Linked DNA regions of Homo sapiens: region 2 is linked to region 1. A link is an interaction called in ENCODE POLR2A ChIA-PET data of the cell type or tissue named here. Cell type or tissue: GM12878. All regions are shown on one strand. Each heading gives the region's core, and the rest is flanking DNA. Links, peaks and the distances in the headings are about the cores only.

Region 1 (5,770 bases), core at 432-5,431:
CCACAATCCAATATATCCCTCCCCTGGGCTGCCTAGTTCATATCCTTAAGTGAAGAGGGCAAGTAGGTCAAGTATAGCCCATATAAAAGCTGCTTCCTATAGCCATGACATCTTCTCTGGAAGAAAGCCTTCCCAGTTCACAGGGGCCCAGCACAGAAAAAACTCAAAAGAAAAGGGACTTAATCCTTGGCATTAAAGTGACAAAAATAGCTGCCACCTGTAGAATACTTTCACATGCTCACAGTAACATACTCTATATAATTTAGTTTACACATCCTTATTACAGCCCTGTAGGTACATAGGATCCATCCTTGATTATTCACAAATTCTGCATATGTGAATTCACCTGCTTACTAAGATTTACTTATGATTCCAGTTAATACTTATAGCATTTTGGCAGTCATTCTCAGATATGCACAAAACAATGAAAACTTTGAGTAGCCCAACACGTGCATTCACAGCTGAGGTCAAACAAGGCAAAACCATTTTGAGTGTTGCCTTATTGTTTCACCCTTTATATATAAATAAGTGCCCTTTTTGTGGTCTATTTAGTACCATGTTTTTTGCATTTTCGTTATCTTTATTGGTGATTTTGCCACTTAGAATGACCCATAGCGTTGCAGTGCTGTCTAGTGTTCCCAAGCACAAGAAGGATGTGTCATACCGTATGAGGGAAAAAACCATGTGTTAGATAAGCTCTGTTCAAGCATGGGTAAGAGTGCTATTGATCATTAGTTCAATGTTAGTGAATCAAGAATATATACTGCAAAGTGACTTTAAAAAGATACACAAAACAAGATTATGTATTAATGAGTTGACAAAAATGTTATGACCACAAGCTCATAGGACCCTAGCCTTCTATTTCTCTTAGGAGCAATAATTCAATATTTGCTAATACAGTGTTTGTGGTGACTTTATAACAAAACTGCAAATAACAAGAATCAACTGTACTAAGTAGAACACTGAAAATATATTTGTTGATTCCTATTTTATAAATAAGAAGACTGCAACTTACAGAGACTAGAATACCTGACAAGGAAGTATCAATGTCTGGCTTTTAGCCAACTCCAAAGCACCTGTCCAACCATGCTATCCTGTCCCACATTAGCACAGAGGAATGGCACATCACAATGCGTGAACTCAAGGTTCAAATCCAGGCTCAGGCCTGGTGTAACATGCAACAGTTATCTCCCTGTACCTGAGTTTCAATGTCCATAAAATGGAAATATTCATAATATATCAATGAGTTAATATGTTTAATATACTTAGAGCCTAAGTTAGTTTCAAAACTAATGGTCTATAGGATCAAGATCAGATCTTATAGTCAAACCTCAGGAAATCAACCTAGTAGATAAGGAAATATCAGACCCAGCTAACAAATCAGGCTCTGAAGTCTAGAAGATCTACATTCCCTGAGTGTTGTGTCCCCATACATACAGGGACAGGAATGGAAAAGCTATAATTCTTTGCATATAGCAATATATCATCTCTCATCCTGTTACATGGCAGGAAGCACTCCATGCATGGATAAACATGCTCATTCTCTCCATAATAACCAGGATTGAAATAATTATATTTGTCAATTCTGTTAAATCTATGGCTTTAAAATGATACTAAGAAAATATTAGTTCTCCAGTCCTTTCCAGAGTACAAAATAAGTTTATTTTCTTGTTCCAGAAAAATCAACCATGTTATAAAACGGCCACTGCCATACTATTTAATTCTAAATAATACCAAAAGGGATTCACCTATAAGCAGAGGTTTGGATTTTTCTCTCCTGCTTTCTGAAATATAGCAATATTACCTTTAGTTATATATAGGATTATGTAACAGATCTAATGAAATAGCACATTTAAATCTTAGCAGAGGACTAGATCAAGGACCTAGCCAGGATGAGACCAAGATATAGGAATATCCAGTATATGCTAATCAGTGTCCCTTCAAATAATATTCTTTAAACATAGGTTTAAAATTTATTTAGAAGAGATGTTACATGTTGCATTGAGACAACAGTAGAGAAGAAAAGCTCTGCTGGCCATACCATCCTCTTACAAGAAAGTCTGGCCTGAGACTCACTCTAGAACTGGGTTTATCAACATTAGCACCATTGACATTTGGAAGCTGCATAATTTTTTGTTGGGGTGGGGAGTGGGCATATCCCGTCCAGTATTGAATGCACAGCAAAATCCCTGGCCTCTACTCACAAGAGGCCAGTAGCCTCCCCATACCAGCTGTGACAACCAGATATGTCTCAGACACTGCCAACAGTTTCCTGGGGGCAAATCGGCCCCTGAGAAAGAATCACTTCTCTAGAGAGGCAGGGATGGTATTTAGCTGACCAGCACCAACGGGACCATGCTGGTGTCCGTTGCCTGCATCTGTACTGTTGGGGCTGCATCCATACCATGCTACTTGTGAAATATCTATAATATCAGCCCTGTGGAGGAATGGGATGAACAAGCCCCTTGGAATATCACTACTCTATCATGGGCAAGGGATGCATATGATAGGATATATATATGTATATGATCCAAGAGATGCAGCATATACAACACTCATTGTGGGGGAGCATGTAAACACAGTTCTCTCCACATCATCTCACCTAGAGGCTTGTTTCTATGTCCCTCGTGCACTGGCATCTGGGTGCAACACCTCTGGTTAGCCCCTAAAGCTGCTATGCCTAGCACACAGTAAGTTTGATACATGACAGCTCTCATTTTTATTATTCACATAAGATTTTCCTCCATTGCTATGTATTTCTTAACCTGGTGCTTTCAATTCTCAGAGTTTTGGGTTTTGTGGGTTTTTTTTTTAATCAAACAAGCCAAATCTATACACCAAAAGAGAAGCCAAGCAATATCATTTTCATTTTTTTTAAATATAAAAGCTCTGGTTGATACCATATCAGTCTCTTACAGTGTTGGTGACAACACGTTATTTTTCAGTGAGTATATACATTTCTGTTCTGTACAGTCACAAATACACGATACATCTTGATTCAACTGTATCTCAGGTGATTATCCCCTCCCCCATCCTGCTGTTCACAGACTGGACCTACGAATGTTGGATTCGGACACAAAGCTAGCACCCACCACCTCTAAAAGTGCTTTGGAGCATTATTTCCTATGTAGCTTGGTGCTTCAAAAAACTAGAAGCATAAATGCCTTCACCATAAATAACAGCAGGCAAATGCCACATGGCTTAACAGTTGTGGTGTGGTTGCACATCACATCATTAGCCCTTGCATTAAACACCCTGATTAACAAGGGAGAGATGCGACCTCCACTTTGGAATTTTAGCCAAGAGCATCAGCAATTTTAGCCAAGAGTATCAGTCAGGTGATGGGGCAACACCAGAAGTCAAACAAGCCAAAAACTGCTCTCCCAAAATAGTTTGAAGCTTTGCCATGCAAAACCTATGAGCAATATTACTTTCAGTTTCAGCCAAAATCCTCTAAAAAGTGAACACCCTCATCTAGTTAAATTTTCATTTACCTCTGGGGAAAAAAATGAGCCCTCTCAGAAGGGAGCTAACAGCTGTGCATATTCCTTTCTAGAATGAAATTAACTTTCTTTTGTTATATTTAGCTAGAGTCTTATATATAATCACCTTTGCTAGAGGAAAATAAATTAAGGAGATTAAGTTTCAGTCACATAAAAGTGACAGTTGGCTCAGTGGAAACAAAAGACCTGTTTTAGTAATAGCAAGCCTTCATATGGATAGCAATTGGTATGAGCCAGGCATATTCTAAGAGCTGTTCATGGATTAATGCACTTAATCATCCACAATCCAGGGGATGTGAGGGTCCTATTATTATGCCCATTTCACAGATAAGGAAACAGAGGCTAGCATGGGTTGAGGAACTTGGCCAAATAAGCAGCAGAACTAGAACTTGAACCCAGGAAGTGTGTTCCAAAGTTCATAAGCTTAACCACTGCCATATAGAGAATTTGAGTCAGGACTTCCGGATTTGAGTGCCAGTCTCCCAGTCTCAGACATTCAAGGCTAATTTACGGCAACTTGTCAATGGCAAGGTTACTGGTTATTTTACCAATTGATTATCTCACTTGGGGAAAGGCTCAACTTTTTGAAAAATTCACGGTCCTAATCTAGAAAATGGGAATAATGATAATCCTTATTACATCAAGAGACAATTCACATGAAAATTCTTTACACACATAAGATGTTATTAAGTGCTGTGACACAGCATAATTAATGTAAAGACCTTACAAGATTCAAAATGCCTTGTTTCCCTGAACATCAAAGCTCGTACTACAAGGAATATTTCGTGACATGAAAAAATGTGCCTACCTACTACAAAAGGAACAAAGCTGAGCACAAAAATATTATGTATGCCTTGATACGTGTAAATACATACACAACAGTAGGTCTAGACACAAAAATCATATGTTATATTAAATAAAACTTTTATAGAAATTTCATCTTATGTATATACATATCCAAATACATATCCAAAAAAAATATGTGTATATATATATAGAAATATGTACATACTGTACATACCCTTTTAAAAGACTAGAAGAGTATAAGAGAAAATATTGACAATGGTTATCTTGCCATAGTGCCTTTTTGTTTTCCAAACTTCTGCACTGAGCAGATAATGCTTTATAATTAGAAACATAGCCAGAAGGGTTAATTTTTAATAAATATTATATACAGGTAACGTGAAGTCTCCTGTGAAATTACCTATTCTGAAATCAGAAAATCAAGATCATACTGAAGCCACAGACACCCCCATTTTAATACAAGTTGTTGGGAGCATGTCTCATTTTCATTACTATGCTGCTTACCTGCTCAGATTTCTCAAGGAGTTATCAGAAGTGACGCTATCTTCCCAGGGGAAAAAATCATTTAAGTGAGTTTTGTCCCAGGACTGTACTCTATGTGAAGTCCCACAGCAGTGTCTGTCCCAGGACTGTACTCTATGTGAAGTCCCACAGCAGTGTCTGTCCCAGGACTGTACTCTATGTGAAGTCCCACAGCAGTGTCTGTCCCAGGACTGTACTCTATGTGAAGTCCCACAGCAGTGTCTGTCCCAGGACTGTACTCTATGTGAAGTCCCACAGCAGTGTCTGTCCCAGGACTGTACTCTATTTGAATTGGCCTGACTCTTCAAAGAACTTGTTCTGTTTACAGGAACTGTTCCTGGGTCATTATCAGGACACAGTTTGCTCTTCATTCCCTTGCAGAAGTAGGTCTGAAATCCCAATGCATCCTTGTCTGTTCATTTCTGTGGCTTAAAATAACCTCTGGATTTGATGAAAACCATGATGTGCATTTTTAGCATTCTGTCTCCTCCCTATTGCAATCAGTTTCATTTTCCTAGAGTATGGCATGAGTCACATGACATCCTCCTCTACCCACCTCATGACTCCCTACTTTCTGACATATATAAGTTCACACATTTCTTCCATTTATCTGGGTCCTGAAGGCTTTTGAGAGGTTGTAACCATACCTGGAAATTAACTAGTCAAACTTAGGTCCCAGTGGCCAACTTGACCATACTTTTAGCTACTTTAAGATCCTAGGAAGGGAGACGAAGGAAGGAACATGTAGCTAGAAAGGAGAAGCAAGTGGCTAATAGTGGGTCTTCACGTTGGCAGGATGATAAACTAATTGCCCTTTTGACGACTCTCTGATTCTCTCCCACTTCACCTCAAATTCTGAGCTGCTGATTGATGGATTCCTCTTACGACTGCCTTTAATGGCCGCCTTCTTCTATCAAATCAGGTCTCCACCTACCTCCAGG
Region 2 (5,770 bases), core at 561-5,560, 570 kb after region 1:
TAATATAATATTTTCATCTAGTGTACCACCCATGCTCCAGTTTTGTCAATTGACTCAATAATTTTCTTTTTTTTAGCATGTTTTCCTCTTCAATACAGGATCTAGTCTAGGATCTGGCATTGTATTTAGTTGTTACATCTCTTTAGACTCCTTTAATCTGAAACAATTTTTCAGCTTTCCTTTGTCTTTTATGACAGTGACATTTTTGAAAAATACAGGCCTTCTCTTTTTAAACTAGAGTATTTCTCATTTTGGTTTAGTCTGATGTTTCCTTGCTATTAGATTCAGGGTCTCCACACCTAGCCATAATACCACACATCTGCCCCATGCTGGTGCTGTTAATTTTGATAATCTGGTCAAAGCTTTGTCTGATTTTTCCACTGAATACTTACTATTTTTCTTTTACACTTAACAATCTGTGGGTAGACATTTAAAGATCATGCAAATGCCCAGCTCTTCATCAAACTCACCCTCCTAGATTTAGCATCCATGAACAATTCTTGTCTGTATCAATATTTACTTTGTCGATTGCAAAAAATGATGATTTTCCAATGGCCACACTCCATTTTTAACTTCGTCTCAGGACGACTTTAGGATTTAGAACATCCTAAAAAGAACAAACCAACGGCCAATTCCTAATTTCTCTTAGCATGGTCTCTTTATTCTGCTTGCTGCTATATACTTGAAGTTACCCTTCTCCCATTTGTCTCTCTTTCCTGGTTACTTCAGCTGCAGATTTCATCATGGCAGATTTCACCTATGGAAGAATTTTCCAGTAATCATGCTTTTGAGTACACCTGGGCATTTGATATCTGCTGTCTTTAGACCCTTAGAAGATGAAGTACTTCATCTTTCATTTAGAAAAATAACCACACACTCTCATACGATTATTATTCTGAAGACAGAAATCCAAATTATTGATTAGTGGTTCTTGGGGGAGGGGGAAGATATGGTTCCAATTAAATATGATGTTTCAGATAAACACCAGCATTAGAAACCACTAGAAGTGATAGGGAAAATATGACATTGATGTTTTTAAATGGAAGCTGTTCTCATTAGGGGCATGATATGCAAATTGCCAGTAAAACATCAGAGATAACAAACATTTTATTTGTTTTCTCAATTACAGAAGGTTGCCTTATTTTTCTATTCCTTAAAAATATGAATATGTTATAATTTTTCATAGAAATTCTCCCTAGGCACATATCTTTCTGCCCAGGGACAGCTACAATGGCAACTCTAGTAGTTCCATCCTTAAACCTTATCTTCATACCTGTAATCTAGACTGGAGGCCACTGAAGTGCAGGCTAATGCTTCTGGTTGGGGACCTGTAGGAGGCAGTGGTTGGATTTTAAACCAGTTACCAGGAAATGATCTTCCTCATCTCAAAAATCAACGATTCCACTTTGGGAAAGAGTTTTGCAGTTTTCCAAAAGTTAAACATAAAACATATGACCAGCAATGCTATTCCTAGGTATCTACCCATGACAAATGAAAATGTGTCCACATAAGGACTTGCACATGAATGTTCACAGATGCTTTATTCATAATAGGCCCAAACTGAAAACAACCTAATGTCCATCAACTGAAGAATAGATAGACATAATGCGGCTTATCCATGAATGGAATTCTTTTCAGCACCAAAAAAGAACAAATTACTTACACATGCTACATCGTGGATGAACCTCAATAATATTATGCTGGCTGGGCAAGGTGGCTCATGCCTATAATCCCAGCACTTTGGGAGGTTGAGGCAGGAGGATCACTTGAGCCCAGGAATTTGAGACAAGCCTGGGCAACATGGCAAGATCCCATCTCTACAAAAAATAAGAAATTAGCCAGGTGTTGTGGCACATGCCTGTAGTCCCAGGAGGCTGAGGCAGGAGGATAGCTTGAGCCTAGGAGGTCAAGGCTGCAGTGAGCTGTGATTGCACCACTGCACTCTAGCCTGAGTGACAGAGTGAAATCCTGTCAAAAAAAAAAAAATAGTATGACAAGTAAAAGAAGTCAGACACAGGCAAGCATGTATTGTATGATCCCATTTCTATGAGATATCCAGAAAAAGCAGATTTATAAAGACAGAAAGTAGATTAGCAGTTGTCTGGGTTATTAGGGCTGGGAACAAAGATCACCTATAAATGGGTATGAGGGATCTTATTGCAGGGATGAAACAGTTTTTAAACTGATTTATGATGATAGTTGTATGGCTCAGTGAAGTTACTAAAAATAATTATATTGTGCACTAAAAATGGGTGAATGTTATCCTATGTAAAATATATCTTAATAAAACTGTAATATGTCACATAGTCAATATCCAGATCAGCACCTGGATAAAGTGTAATATTTACTGTTCTCTGGAAGATAAGACATGTTTGGCTGGACCAATGTTGAAACATTTCAGCTGGGCAGAATGGAAGGGGAAATTTATTCTAAAATTACTGATAGGCCTGGATTTATCTGTGACAATTATATTTTGAAAGGCTCTCAATATCTCTATATTAAGAGGAATTAAGGTTTCTAAAACCATTTTGAAAGCATAATTCTTTATGTTTTTTGCATTAATTGTGCATTCTTATTTCCATTTGTTTTCACAACTAAGATATAGGATCTAAAATAATTTCTGTTCCCTGAACTGTTATATCCCTAAGTAAATTGGTTGTCCCAGAGGTTACTACTCAAGATTTCACTTTCTGTGGTAAAAAGGATTTGATGAATTTGTTTTTAAACTTTCAGAGAAGCATTTGTTCCTCAAATGGCTGAAAGGTTCTGATAAATATGAGGGGAGAGGGAATAAGCCTTCCAAAGATCCCTTGGCCAGCGTGTGCTAAAGGCCTATGCTTGACTGTTTCTAAAGCTATCTTCAAATTAATTTTAGTTTACAGATTATGATTAGGAGAATAATAAGTTATTTTACAAAAGTCTTTTTGTAAAGTGGAGCTTTAGGGAGAACTCAAGAATGAAAGTTAGAAAGACCTGGATCCTGGCCGAGCGCGGTGGCTCACGCCTGTAATCTAGCACCTTGGGAGGCCGAGGCAGGCGGTTCACGAGGTCAGGAGATCAAGACCATCCTGGCTAACACGGTGAAACCCCATCTCTACTAAAACTACAAAAAATTAGCCGGGCCTGGTGGCATGCACCTGTAGCCCCAGCTACTCAGGAGGCTGAGGCAGGAGAATTGCTTGAACCAGGGAGGCGGAGGTTGTGGTGAACTGAGATCACATCACTGCACTCCAGCCTCAGCAACAAAGTGAGACTGTCTCAAAAAAAAAAAAAGAAAGAAAGAAAGACCTGGATCCCAGGCCTGTGCTGCTTTTTACCAGTGGTACATCCTTGAGTCAAATTACAGAGTGACTTCTAGCTGGCTGTCACTGTCCTAGTGGAGTAGAAAGAGGCCCAGACATTCCGGTTATCCCAGCAGAGCCCAGGGTAGTCCAGCCCAGCTAACCCACCAGCTGACTGCAGCTGCATGAGTGAGCGTAGGTGAGACCAGCACAATCCACAGAATTGTGGGAAACAATAAATCATTGTTTTAAGCCACTAAATTTTAGGGTGGTTTGTTACACAGAGAATACATAAGTGAGACTCCAAACTTCCCACGACCTCACCACTACCACCACCCCACAACACACACGCACACACACGCCCTTGAGCATCTCTCTGGCTTGCCAGTGGCAATCACTGACCGCTTTGCTGTTCCTGTCTTCATCTTACCCGACATTAAAACTCACCCTCTACTTTGGCCTGGCCTGCAAGAACCTTGCAGTCCATTAATGGGTTTGAAAACAGACTCATACTTTGGTTCATACTGAGGTGTTAGTAACTGATGTTAGCTTAATGTTTTACATGGCTTTCACCCAAAGGACTAGCTCCCTTAAATGAGGAAATTTAGGCCCCAAGGCAGGCAAAGTCCTGGGCAGCATCCTCCTTGTAAATGGCTGTATCTTTGACTTAGAGGTAGACCTTTATGTGTATGGAAATGAAAGAAGGTGCCTCCTAGCTTCAGACTCCTTTTACCTGCTTCTAATACTGCACTTTGTTTTAGAGAACAGTGGTTTCCAATGAGGGTGGAGACTTCAGGGCTTATTTTAAAAGCCCATTCTTGGCTCTGCCCACAGGGATGCTGAGATTCTGATTCAGCAGGCTTGGGTGTGGCCTGGTTCTCTGTATTTTCACCAGGTTTCTTAGTGATTCTGAAAATCTCTCTCTCTTTCTCTTCCTCTCTCTCTCTCACACACACACACACACACACACACACACACACACACACAATCCAGCTCAATTGAACATAGAGTAGGCAGCAGTGGAAACAGCCCAAAGTTCACCTCCTGTAGTAACATGGTGGGGGTGAATGGGTCTAATTTTATAACACGTGACTATCTTTTGTCACTGATTGAAAGAAGGGAATAATTATACCTTCCCACAAGGGGCAGAGTGTGGTGTCTATACCAGAATTGCATCCTGGAAGTACTGACTTTCTAAGATCTAGGATGGAAAGGGAGATTTGAGAGATGATCTGATTATACATGGGGATATTCATATGCACCCACAGGAAAAAATAAGATATACTATTTTTAAAGGTCCTCAAAGTGGGCAGTTTCAAAATTTGGTTTCAGGTTCATTAATTTCCAAATCTGGAATTTGTCACCTTTTGTCATTAAAAATGAAAGCCCAGTAATTTTTTTAAAAAATCTTTTGGGGTTTTTTTTTGTTTGTTTGTTTTGTTTTTAGAAATTCACATGGTACAAAATTCAAAAGACACAAGAGTGTATACAGTGGATTATTTCCCTCCTATCCTGGTCCCCTAGCCATCTAGTCCCCTTCTCTGGGCCCAAGGTTTACCAAAAAAAAAGTTTTTTAATTGAGGTAAAATTCACATAACAGAATTCACCATTTTAACTATTTTAAGGTATTATAATTCAGTGGTTTTAGTATAACCACAGTGTTTGGCAACCATGATGCTTATCCATTTCTGAAATATTCCCATTACCCCAAAATGAAACCCCTTATACCCCAATTCCCCTTCCCTTACCCCTTAACAACCACTAACCTACTTTCTAGCAGTATGGGTTTGCCCATTTTGCCATTTCATCGAAGTGGAATCATAAAACATGTGCCCTTTTGTGACTGACTTCTTTCAGTTACCATAATGTTTTCAAGGTTCACCTATGCTGGAGCAAGTATCATTTCCTTTTTATGATTTGATAATAATATTCGATTGTATGGATATACCACATTTTGTTTATCCGTTCAACCATTGATGGACATTTGGATTATTTCCTCCTTTTGGCTGTTATGAATAATGTTGCTATGAGCATTTGTGTACAAGAGTTTGTGTGGACATACATTTTCAGTTCTTTTGAGTGTACTTTTAGTAGAATTTCTGGATCCTTTGATAACTCTAATTTTTTTAGAAACTGCCAAAGTGTTTTTCCAAATTGGCTGAACAATTTTACGTTCCCATCAGCAATGTTGGAGGGTTCCAATTTCTCCACATCCTCACCAACACTTGTTATTTTGTTTTTGTGTTTTTATAGCCTTCCTAGTGAGCTGAAATCGTATCTTACTGTAATTTTTATTTGCATTTACCTAATGACGAATAATGCTGAGCATATTTTCGTGTGCTTATCGGTCATTTGTATATCTTCTTTGGAGAAAAGTCTATTCAAGTTCTTTTCTCATTTTTTGAATTGGATTGTTTATTGTTGAGTTATAAGAATTACTTATATATCCTGGACCCTTATCTGAGACCCTTATCAAACATGATTTGCAA

The links. Peaks named below come from ENCODE experiments on the same cell type or tissue, not always from the same donor. Only the 100,000 strongest peaks of a DNase experiment are listed, where the experiment ranks them.
Region 2: POLR2A ChIA-PET joins it to region 1 with 5 read pairs; 1 of 35 experiments calls an interaction of 5 or more read pairs at or near these places.

Annotation. Positions count from the first base shown.
Region 1 is chr3:5,497,261-5,503,030 of GRCh38, reverse strand. No RefSeq gene overlaps it. Among named protein-coding and RNA genes, the nearest start is that of MIR4790, 250 kb to the right of the region's middle. In GM12878, for the core only: no CTCF peak of the experiment used is centred there; DNase peaks (open chromatin) are centred at 3,470 and 3,870.
Region 2 is chr3:4,926,262-4,932,031 of GRCh38, reverse strand. All of the region lies in intron 1 of BHLHE40-AS1 (BHLHE40 antisense RNA 1), which reads left to right. Among named protein-coding and RNA genes, the nearest start is that of BHLHE40, 50 kb to the left of the region's middle. In GM12878, for the core only: no CTCF peak of the experiment used is centred there; no DNase peak of the experiment used is centred there; H3K27ac peaks cover 207 bases.